2 separate regions of the Homo sapiens genome follow, and region 2 is linked to region 1. A link is an interaction called in ENCODE POLR2A ChIA-PET data of the cell type or tissue named here. Cell type or tissue: PC-3. All regions are shown on one strand. Links, peaks and the distances in the headings refer to the core of each region. The heading gives the core; the rest is flanking DNA.

What was found. Peaks named below come from ENCODE experiments on the same cell type or tissue, not always from the same donor. Only the 100,000 strongest peaks of a DNase experiment are listed, where the experiment ranks them.
Region 2: POLR2A ChIA-PET joins it to region 1 with 6 read pairs; 2 of 35 experiments call an interaction of 5 or more read pairs at or near these places.

The regions. Positions count from the first base shown.
Region 1 is chr5:88,992,959-88,998,354 of GRCh38, forward strand. All of the region lies in intron 3 of MEF2C-AS1 (MEF2C antisense RNA 1), which reads left to right. Among named protein-coding and RNA genes, the nearest start is that of MEF2C-AS1, 110 kb to the left of the region's middle. In PC-3, for the core only: no CTCF peak of the experiment used is centred there; no DNase peak of the experiment used is centred there.
Region 2 is chr5:88,740,561-88,745,956 of GRCh38, forward strand. All of the region lies in intron 6 of MEF2C (myocyte enhancer factor 2C), which reads right to left. Among named protein-coding and RNA genes, the nearest start is that of GSCAR, 46 kb to the left of the region's middle. RefSeq lists an enhancer at 2,854-4,053. In PC-3, for the core only: no CTCF peak of the experiment used is centred there; a DNase peak (open chromatin) is centred at 3,121; H3K27ac peaks cover 654 bases.

The sequences.
Region 1 (5,396 bases), core at 98-5,097:
TGGGCAAAGGATATGAACAAACACTTCTCAAAAGAAGACATTTATGCAGCCAACAGACATGAGAAACTGCTCATCATCACTGGCCATCAGAGAAATGCAAATCAAAAGCACAATGAGATACCATCTCACACCACTTAGAATGGCAATCATTAAAAAGTCAGGAAACAACAGGTGCTGGAGAGGATGTGGAGAAATAAGAACACTTTTACACTGTTTGTGGGACTGTAAACTAGTTCAACCATTGTGGAAGACAGTGTGGCAATTCCTCAAGGATCTAGAACTAGAAATATCATTTAACCAAGCCATCCCATTACTGGGAGTATACCCAAAGGATCATAAATCATGCTGCTATAAAGACACATGCACACGTATGTTTATTGTGGCACTATTCACAATAGCAAAGACTTGGAACCAACACAAATGTCCACCAATGATAGACTGGATTAAGAAAATGTGGCACATATACACCATGGAATACTATGCCACCATAAAAAAGGATGAGTTCATGTCCTTTGTAGGGACATGGATGAAGCTGGAAACCATCCTTCTAAGCAAACTACCGCAAGGACAGAAAATCGAACACCGTATGTTCTCACTCACCATGGGTGGGAATTGAACAATGAGAACACTTGGACACAGGGTGGGGAACATCACACACTGGGGCCTGTTATGGGGTGGGGGGAAGGGGAGGGATAGCATTAGGAGATATACCTAATGTAAATGATGAGTTAACAGGTGCAGCACACCAACATGGCACATCTATACATATGTAACAAACCTGCACATTGTGCACATGTACCCTAGAACTTAAAGTATAATACAACAACAACAACAACAACAACAGAAACTGGAAAAAAAAGAGAAATCTCTCATAAGAAAGCTGTCTTAGTTTATGTTATCTTTGCATCTTTCCATTTTTTTGGACATAATTTATGATGTAGCTATGCAATGTCTTGAAAAAGCAGTGGACTGAGAGTTGGAACATTGGTGTTCCAGTCTTGACCTTGCACTGACCAGCATGTGATATGCCATTTTACTTTCTTAGACATCATCTTCCCCCCTACTAAACTTAAAGAATGAAATAAAGTTAATGCATAGGACTCCTACAGTTCTTAAAATGATATGTGATTCTAAGTTATTAAAACATCCTTGACTAGTTAAAGTATAATATTTTAATGTCAGTATTTCCAGATCTGTTACAAAGACCATATAGACATTTTATCTATGTACAGTGGTCAGAGGAGTTCAGAGAACAATTTGAAATATTGAGGTAGAATTGAGCTCTCCTTTCTTAAAACTCCTCTGAGACCTGGGCTCGATTTGTAGGTTCTGGCAAAGTCAAGAACCACAGTGTTCTATCATGTTTTGGGAGGGAGGTAGTCTTTTCTTCTCTACTGAAGAGCACTGCATTAGAAAACAGAAGTACTGGGATCTACCCATGGTTTTATCACTGATTAGACAACTATGGGCAAAGGAAATGACTCTCTTCTTTGGACATAATTTTTCTTGTCTGTAGAATGAGCCAGATATTCTAGAAAATCTTTGAATTCTTCTATTACCAAACAACCCAATTACAGTCCTAGTTAGGAACATCTAATAGATTCATGAGCTTAAAAAGTTTGGATTGGAATGCTCTTCTTAATGTGTCAAAGCAGGTCAAATTACAAATTTTCAATGAAAAAAATCCTGTTGCTATCTCCAGTCTTAACCACATGTAATCATTTATCTTTCATGAAAAGAGTAATTGTTATATTGTAGATATGGACTTAAGGTCTCTAATGTGTTTGAATTAGTTAGAAACCAAACACATACACACACACACACATACACACACACACACAGTGATCTTATAAATAACAAGTAAATTCTCTTCCCAACAAGGACACTAAATTTAGGCTGGGGAAGCATTCCGCATGCTTTTAAACATAGATCTAGTGTCTAATATGTCTAATAGCTAAGATTACTGTATCATAATGTAGTTTTTTTTTCTAGTTTTCCTCCTTTGATAAGGTTTTACAATACCAGGGTAGACACTGGTTCACTTTAAGGACCAGTAAAAAAACAGATTTTACTTTTATTATGTTCGGCCTTATATTTTCAATTGAAATATTTTGCTCATTTACTCAATTTGAAAAGACTGCTCATTGTTTAAGAATCACCATTGATTAAATAATAATCAAATTACAAGTAAATAATAAGTTTTCAAAAGGGAAAAAGAAATATTGACATATTAAAAGTATACGTTGATTAAAAACTGCTTCCTGACTTTAGAATTCATAATTGTGAAAAATAAATGTCTTGAGTCAAGGAAATATGATCAATCACTGAAGTAGGGGGTAGGCATACTTGTGATATTATCCCGAATTCCCTGATTCTCCTGGGAAGCTCTTCTGCTGGACCTTCCCATTGAACTCTGGGATATCCTGGATACCAACAGGCAGCAGTGCCTCATGTGCAGCATCTCTGCATTTGGATCTTGAGCTGCTTTGATAAGTTCCTCTGATTAAATGCAGTTGCACTATCATACCCTCTGAAAACTGCTGGTGGAAATATTAAAACAATCACTCAGTTTCCCATGTTACAAATCCCCAGATCTTATTGCATCGTGTAAATAAGCTGCTTCCCTCCCACAAAAAGTAAGACACAGAGCTCTTAGAAACAGAGCCAGGTTGAAAAGTTTTTGAGAAGCAAAAAATCCCCCCCACAATAAAGAAAACCCACAACAAATTAAGAAAAATTGTGATTTTGCCAATTCACTGGCAGAAACTTATTGCTACATTGTTGAGAGAAATTAAATAATAATAGTTATAAGTATGAAATTAAACTTTGGAATCTACATAATCTTGGATTAACTGACCAAAAAGTGAAATTAAAGATACATTCTGACACAAGGACCTTATTACAGATTTGAATTCAAATTCTGGCCAGTGTGGAAATAACATTGTAAATCTTAAAAGTACCAATTTGACTTGGTCTTATACTTGCTATTGATTGTTCAAATTGCTAACCAAAAGCTATATTTTCCATCATAGCTACATTGTTCCCTGAATTTAAGATACAAAGCCAGGAAGTCCTGTTATTCTGCTGTACTTAAATGACATGAAAATTACACTTACAAGCTACTTAGATATATGAGAAACTTCTTCAACATCTCCTATTTCCTCACACTTACTTACGTTTAAATATTCAGACATGGGTAAGGGTGCCCTCCTTACCCATTTTTGCCGTTTCTGCCAGCTGTTCATCTCCTTTCTCCTGGGCCTAAAACTTTCCTTTGACATTCAGCTATCAAGCATTCTACCCTGACAGTGTCCTGGCCTTAAAGTCTTGTGCTGTCTGTTCAAGTTAGTTCATTTTAACAGATATTCACTGGATGATTATTATGTCCAGGGTGTTTGGGGAGATGACTTGTCTTTTCCTTACCCACTTCAAACACAACTTCTCTAACTCCTATTCTGCTACGGACCCATTAGAAAGCCACAACTGATCTTTTATAACTAATCTGATATAATGATGACTTTATGTATTACCCCTGCCTGATAACTTCTGCTTTTAAATGGTGGTTGTCAAGGCCTTTAAACTAAAGTCTTGAAGTCTTAATTACCAGGAAACAAGGCAAGGTCAGTTGAAGGTGCTCAGTGCTTCTCAAATTACACCATGAAGAACTGTTTTTGTCCAACAGGAGCAAAAGTGATAGATACAAAACTAAAGTTAACTTCACTTTAATTAAAAAAAAATATAAAACAAAATGAGCAAGGACGTTTAAATATTAACTTTCTTTTCTATTACTAATTCTACCTTCTCTCTAGTTTTTTGAAATTATTATTTTTATCAAATGACCAGAATAAACTTATTACATGTTTTTTAGAAATCACCCTTGGAACAACGAAAAAGTGTCTAGAAATGATTGCTTAGCACATTAAACTTCCAAGTTAGGATTACATTTTTATACCCTTAATCAATCAACCTTTATCAATCCGCAAATGTTATCTACAGGAGCATTTTTCTGTAAGTATTTATCAAATGCTGTGTTGAAAATCAGATGGAATGAAATATTGGCATTTGGTTGAATTGATCCAGTAAATCCATGTACTATAATAAGTCAATCCATTTATAGACATTTAGTTGACACAAGAAATTTTTAAATTGTGAATGAGAGACTCATCAGTAAGAATTGGGGAAGTATGAAATACTTCTCTTTAAACAAACGTCATTTATCTGATGATTGAAGATTTGTTTAAGGAGAATAGTTTGGAGAATTTTCTTCCATGCATGAAGTGAGTTGATTGTTTGTTTCAACTGCTACTCTTAAAAGAAAATAGCTACATAGCTCTATAGTTCTTTTCTAAACCATAAATTATTGTACTATGATTTATAAAATCTAAAATAATACAACTTCTCTTTAAAATCGCAAAGAATTGTGCTTCAGTGTTCAAGCAACAGATGAGAAAACCAGAACTGATTTGTTTTCATTTTCAAAAAGTACCTAGAGTAATCATTGATTTTGTTTATAGGATAGTTTACCTGATTTTAAAATTAAATTCGAATTCTACGGATGAATTTCTTCTCTAAACATAAATATTTCTTATAGTTTGCCCTTTAAAGTGGCATAAAGTATTTGTATAGGCAAAGAAGCAAACAAGTTGAAAGAAACCCCAGAAAACTCCTCAAAGCATTTTCCTTTCATTATGGAAACCGAATTTACCTTAAAATTGCTGGAGTAAATGCTCGAAGATTTTCCTAAGTCAACATGCTTATGATTTGTCTTACTGAGAATAATAGCACTTTTTACCTTTTTTTTTTTTTTGTCACTTTACATTTTGTGGGAAATTTTAACTTCTTGGTAAAAAGTATTTTCATCGGAATAAAAATGGGACTTTCAGATGCCTGTCATTTTCTAAAATGCTTTGAAGTTTAAATTTTCTATGTATATCAAGAGAGTTAAGTCCCTCTGAATAGAGTGCACTAATGATAAATTTAAGATTTCAGGAATCAATCTACAATACTGTTACAAAAACCATACCTATTATTGACATCACACAGTCAGCTTTTGTGCAAATTTCATTTGTGACAACTATTTATTATACTTAAGTGGCAGGAAAAAGGCTCCAACACTGAAGTTTTAAAAATAGTGACAGGCACTGAATGTAGATGGCACTGGACCCATCAGATAATGTGATAAGACAGTGCTAACAGGTCAAAGCAGTTGTGGCAAATGAAAGGAATTAAGAAAGTACTCACGGCTATTCAGCAACTCACTTTTTTTTTTTTTTTTTTTTTTTTTTAACAAGAGTGCAACACTTCTGTGGGAAGCCTGAGAAAAGGTGCTCTGGTAGACGGAATTCTAAGGTGCCCCTAAGATTCCCTCCTTCCAGTGCATAACCCCTTCTTGAGTA
Region 2 (5,396 bases), core at 289-5,288, 250 kb before region 1:
TTGAATCCAAAATGCAGGTTGCTACCACTACATTACAAAAGCCAGATGTCTGAGATTTAGCATGCATCCTTGTATTTGCAAATAAGGAAGAAATTGACAATCTGATGTCTCCAGTACAAAAAAAAAAAAAACCCAAATATCATTCTCCTTTGGGTACTGATTTACTGAAGGGATAGTTTTTAATTGCACCATAAAAATGCTATTGAACCACACTATCTTTAAAAAATTCCATTTAACTATGAATGATAGATTTATGACTCATTTAATTGTTCACTTCTTGAGATTTTGGGGCTGTCTCTTTGCTAAAAATGAGGGGGTGTCTTCATTATTGACACAATCGCTCATTCTTTCAGTCATTTTTATAAACAAAAATATTGAGACAGTATAAATTAGAGAGAGCATGACAGAAGAGAAAGAATAATTACTTGTGGTTTTAACATTTACACAACTGCTGCGAACACATCAGAAGTTCATAACGTTCAAAGTGAAATGTGTTGCACTGTACTGTACTGCTCTCACATTCTGCTTCAGATTTATTAATACATCCGCTTTACTTCCACCCTTGAGGATAGGAGCCCCGTGCTGGACATCTCTGTGAAGCCTACTGGTGTGCTCCCTTCACCACACATTTCATAAATACTACTGGAACTGCATTAAGCTAAACATTATAACCAGAAAGGCTAGAAAATCAAGAATGTAGATGATTATAACCATAGCTCACATTTATTAACAAGCACTTACTCTGGGGCAGAAACTGTGCTAGACCCCTTGCATCAGTTATCTCATTTAATTTTTACAACAATCCGGAAAAAGAGGAGTTTAACAGACTTTTCAAGGGCAATAGTGCCATCCCTAAAATAATTTGTATATCACATACTTTCCTTGGTTGTTTTATTTTTTTGAATATCTGCCTCTGGAATCTTTTCCCAAACTACTCCTTGGGCAAAAATTTTGGTCCATGGTTTTACGGTTTTCACTGAGTTGCTTAATATTAGAGCCAACTAAAGATTCAGTTTTCTTGATTGTTATGTAAATTAATGTTATAATGTTTGAATATGTAAACTGGCCATAGATTTAGTTTTCTCTTACTACTATATTATAATGTTCTATATTAGTATAGCAGGGCTTTTTCCTCCTTATACTTTAAATACAACATAATCGGTTCTTTATAATAACTGGAGGTGGTGGGTGGACTCTAAGGTCAAGAAATTGTAAAAAGAAGGCATAATGTCTAGTAAAATAGATAAACTTAAATTTGAGTTCAGTTAAAACAATTGAAATGGAGCAATAATAAATAAACACAGTGAACACTTAGCACCTTTTGGACGTATCAGTTGGTTATAAATTTAAACTGTTTATCCAAGGTTCTTGGTATAATACTTAAGTTTAACATAGCTAATGATCTTTCAAATATGATACTGTATCATGACTAAATATTCTTTGGATTGAAATTCAACTGAAACATACTATGTAAGTGTAACTGCAAAATTTAAGTGATTGGCAAAGGTTTGTCTAAAAACAGCAGATTATACTCTTGGCTGACAGCCTTGAAGCACCGAGTGAGAAAGTCCCTGGTAAGTAAAAAACTGATTTCCAAAAGAGGGGGTTTTTAACCAAATCCCCCCTTCAGCATCTGCTCTCTACTGATGCACAATGTCACATCACTGATGATTATGAAAAAAGCTTTCCTTTCTGTGTTATCTCCAAATAAAATCTTATCATGATGCCAAAGATAGGGAAGAGGAACCTAATAGGTGTATAAAGAGAAAAGACTGCTTTGAGAAAAAAAGACAAATTCTGAATAAAACTAGTATTTCAGGGGGAAATATTAACGGCTTGAATTTAATATTAAAAACAACCAAGGTTTTCTTATCCTTCACACTATTAGGTTAAATCAATGGGATATGAGTAAAGAAACCAATCTTCACAGTACTTTACTGTAGATATAGAAGGATAGAGAATAAAAAGGATACAATTTGTGAAGTCAGAAATCAGGATAAACAAAGGGCTCTAAAATCTGCTAAAACACTCTCTAGGAAGTTATAACCTAAAATTTTCTTTTTTTCCTCTGGAAATCAAACTCCTTAAGAATGAAGTCAAACCAAAGGGGTCGAAGGCATATTTTACAACATCCTGACTTAACCTGTAACATTTTTCATTTGTCTTGTCTTTGACCTGCCTTTCCCACTTCAACATGAGCCCCTAGAGAATGGTATCAAGGTAATGGTTTATCTATAATTTGCTTGGTTTTGTATATGGAAAGTGAACACTGATTTTCTTGGCAGTAGCTGCATACCACATGCTGTAGCTATCTAATTTGAGGACTAGGTTTTTTTTTTTCTTTAATCTTGATAAACTTGGTTTGGGTTAAAAATATCATTGTTACTTAATTTCATAAATAATAATAATAAAGCAATGCCGTTAGTTATTTACTTATGTTTTGGGTGAACTCCCAAGGTAAAACTGCCAATGAATTCAGAATTTTTAATTCAGAACAATTCAAACTAATGGAACAATACTTTCAAAACAGAACCCAACTATTAACCTAGATTTTTTTCATTTGCTGCTTAATAATATTTTAAAAATAATATAAAAATTATATCTTTATACTAACAATTAGTTTTCTTATTTGAGGGTAATTAAGTATCTTTCTCCCTTTCTTGAATATTGCAATCTTAAGTTATGTTTTCCTGGGCAACAAAAAATGCAAACTTGTTAAAGCCAACTTTTTAAACTAAATTTTTAACCACTTCACTGATATTTTAAGTCACTAAGTAAGAATTGCAGAGAAGTCTTTCTGGCCAATAAGAAAGTCAGCCAAGAAATTTTTGATAAGTATTCTTGAAAACAAATACTTGCAAAACAATGGTGCTGGTACAGAAAAATTAAGCATTGTCTGACCTTTCCTCTTTCCACTTAGTTCTATTTTGTAATATGCTAAGTTTTTTCTTTTTCAATGCTAGATGAATTACAAAAACATAAGCAAAATTTTATGATTATATTATCATAAAACATTGCGTGTAAATGGATTGTAAAAATATTTGTTTCTTATCTCCAATCTGAGTAAGTACTAAGTTCAAAGGTGCTGAGTCATGACCTAAGGTCTTGCTAGATGGAGTCTTTCCAGAGTCTGGAAACCAGATCTCTTATTCACTGCTCAATATTTATCCACGGCAGTACACTGCCACCATCAACTCTCCATGTATTTAGCTGACATAAATTAAGCATTCCAGAAGTGACAATGCTTGATAACCAAATGCATAAAATAGTCAACAATTAACATTCAAAATAAGAAAACAGATGTTAGTTTCTTTTTTATAAAATTATATCTAATTTACAATAAATGCCAATTAAAATTATTAACCAATATACATAAATCTCCTTTGCCTTACTGTCAAATAGCTATGTAGATTGTAAAATTATCTTAAATGTTCAAAGGAATTCCTAAAGGTTTTTCATTTCTTTTTTCTCTTTTTTTGATCTCAACTATGAATCAATAACTCCTTGAGCATACTGGTCCTTTCTACTCAATAAAAGGCAATCGTATTATCAAAGTGAAAACAAAGGATACTAACGGGATAGTGAATAATCCAACACAAGGCATTGCTCTGCTAATGGTTATTTCCATTAAATCTAATGACTACAAACAACCGAACTTGATCTTACCATCATCAATAACCACTCAGATTAGCATGTTAAAAGCTTTAATGTGGTCAGGCATGGTGGCTCACGCCTGTAATCCCAGCACTTTGGGAGGCCGAGGTGGGCGGATTGCCTGAGCTCAGGAGTTTGTGACCAGCCTGGACAACGGGTGAAACCCCATCTCTACTAAAATACAGAATATTAGCTGGGCATGGCAGCGTGCACCTGTAGTCCCAGCTACTCAGGAGGCTGAGGCAGGAGAGTTGCTTGAACCCAGGAGGCGGAGGTTGCAGTGACCTGAGATCACACCACTGCACTCCAGCCTGGGTGACAGAACAAGACTCCGTCTCAAAAAAAAAAGTTTTATAGAGTTATGACAAAATGTTATTTTAAAAGCAGTGACTTTTCATTTAGGTTGTTAAGAGGAAAGAATTAAGTAGTGGATGAATAACCATCAACTGAAACCTTAGAAAAGTCACTGTTACTAACTAATGTATTATAATGACTTGCTGTATATTTCTCTTATACCAAGAGTACAACTCCATCCTGCTACTTCTTTATTACCCTTTGTCTTCATCTTTGAAAGTATTTCAAGTTAAGTGATGATAAGAAGTTGTATTAAGAGGTGATTTGTGATGGTCTGAGATACCAACCCACATTTCATTTACTACTATATGTCAGCTCTTCAGGTTTTCCGTTAAGAATATTAGAGGAGTTAATGAAACTTTGCTTTATTGGCCCAGGGTACTCAGCCATTTAATCAAATGGTTAATTAAACATTCGTTGTATACTGTTTCAGAAGAATACATTATTTTTGTGAGTTACAGATCAAGGGTATATCTTTTTTTATTGAAAATTACATAATTTATTTGAAATGTTCCTTCTGGTTTACATCAACACTATTAAAACTTCATGGCTAGAAGATCTATTTTTCCCTTACTCAGCTAACAAACATTTACCAAGTATCTGCTGTGTGCTAACGCTTAGGTGTTAAACTGGGCATACAAACTGAATGAGAAAGAGTTTGCCTCCACAGAGCTGAGCGTCCTAGAGAGATGTGCCCAGATGTTGCAATCATAATGCAATGAGAAATGTAATGTTGGTACAGGCTACTATGTAAGCACAGGAAAGAGGTGCATAACTTGTCTGTTAGAGTCAGGAAAGGCTTTTCTCAAATGGCTGAACTGAATTCTGTGGGATGACAAAGAGTGCTCAATAGCATGAAGCAGAAGAAGGAAAGGCATGCTAGGATTGCATAGGTAAGAGTAAGCGGCCGTGACATTGCCAAGTGGCGGCACAGTGTAGCAATTAAGAGCACACACTGAGGCCGGGTGCAGAGGCTCACGCCTGTAATCCTAGCACTTTGGGAAGCCAAGGAGAGAGGATTGCTTGAATCCAGGAGTTCAAGACCAGCCTGAAAACCATAGCAAGACCCCATCTCTATAAGGAAAAAAATTAAAAAATTAGCCAGGCATGGTGGTGCATGCCTGTGGTCCCAGCTACTCAGTAGGCTGAGGGAGGTGGACTGCTTGAGACCAGGAGATTGAGGCTGCAGTGAGCCTAGATCGTGCCACTGCACTCCAACCTGGGTGACAGAGCAAGACACTGTCTCAAAACACACACATACAAACACACAGTATGGGACCTGACTACCTGGGCTCTTCCTTGTGCAATTACTTAATTTCCCTGTGCCTCAGTTTCCTAATCTGTAGAAAGGGCATAATGTGAACACTTAATTTAAACGACTATTATGA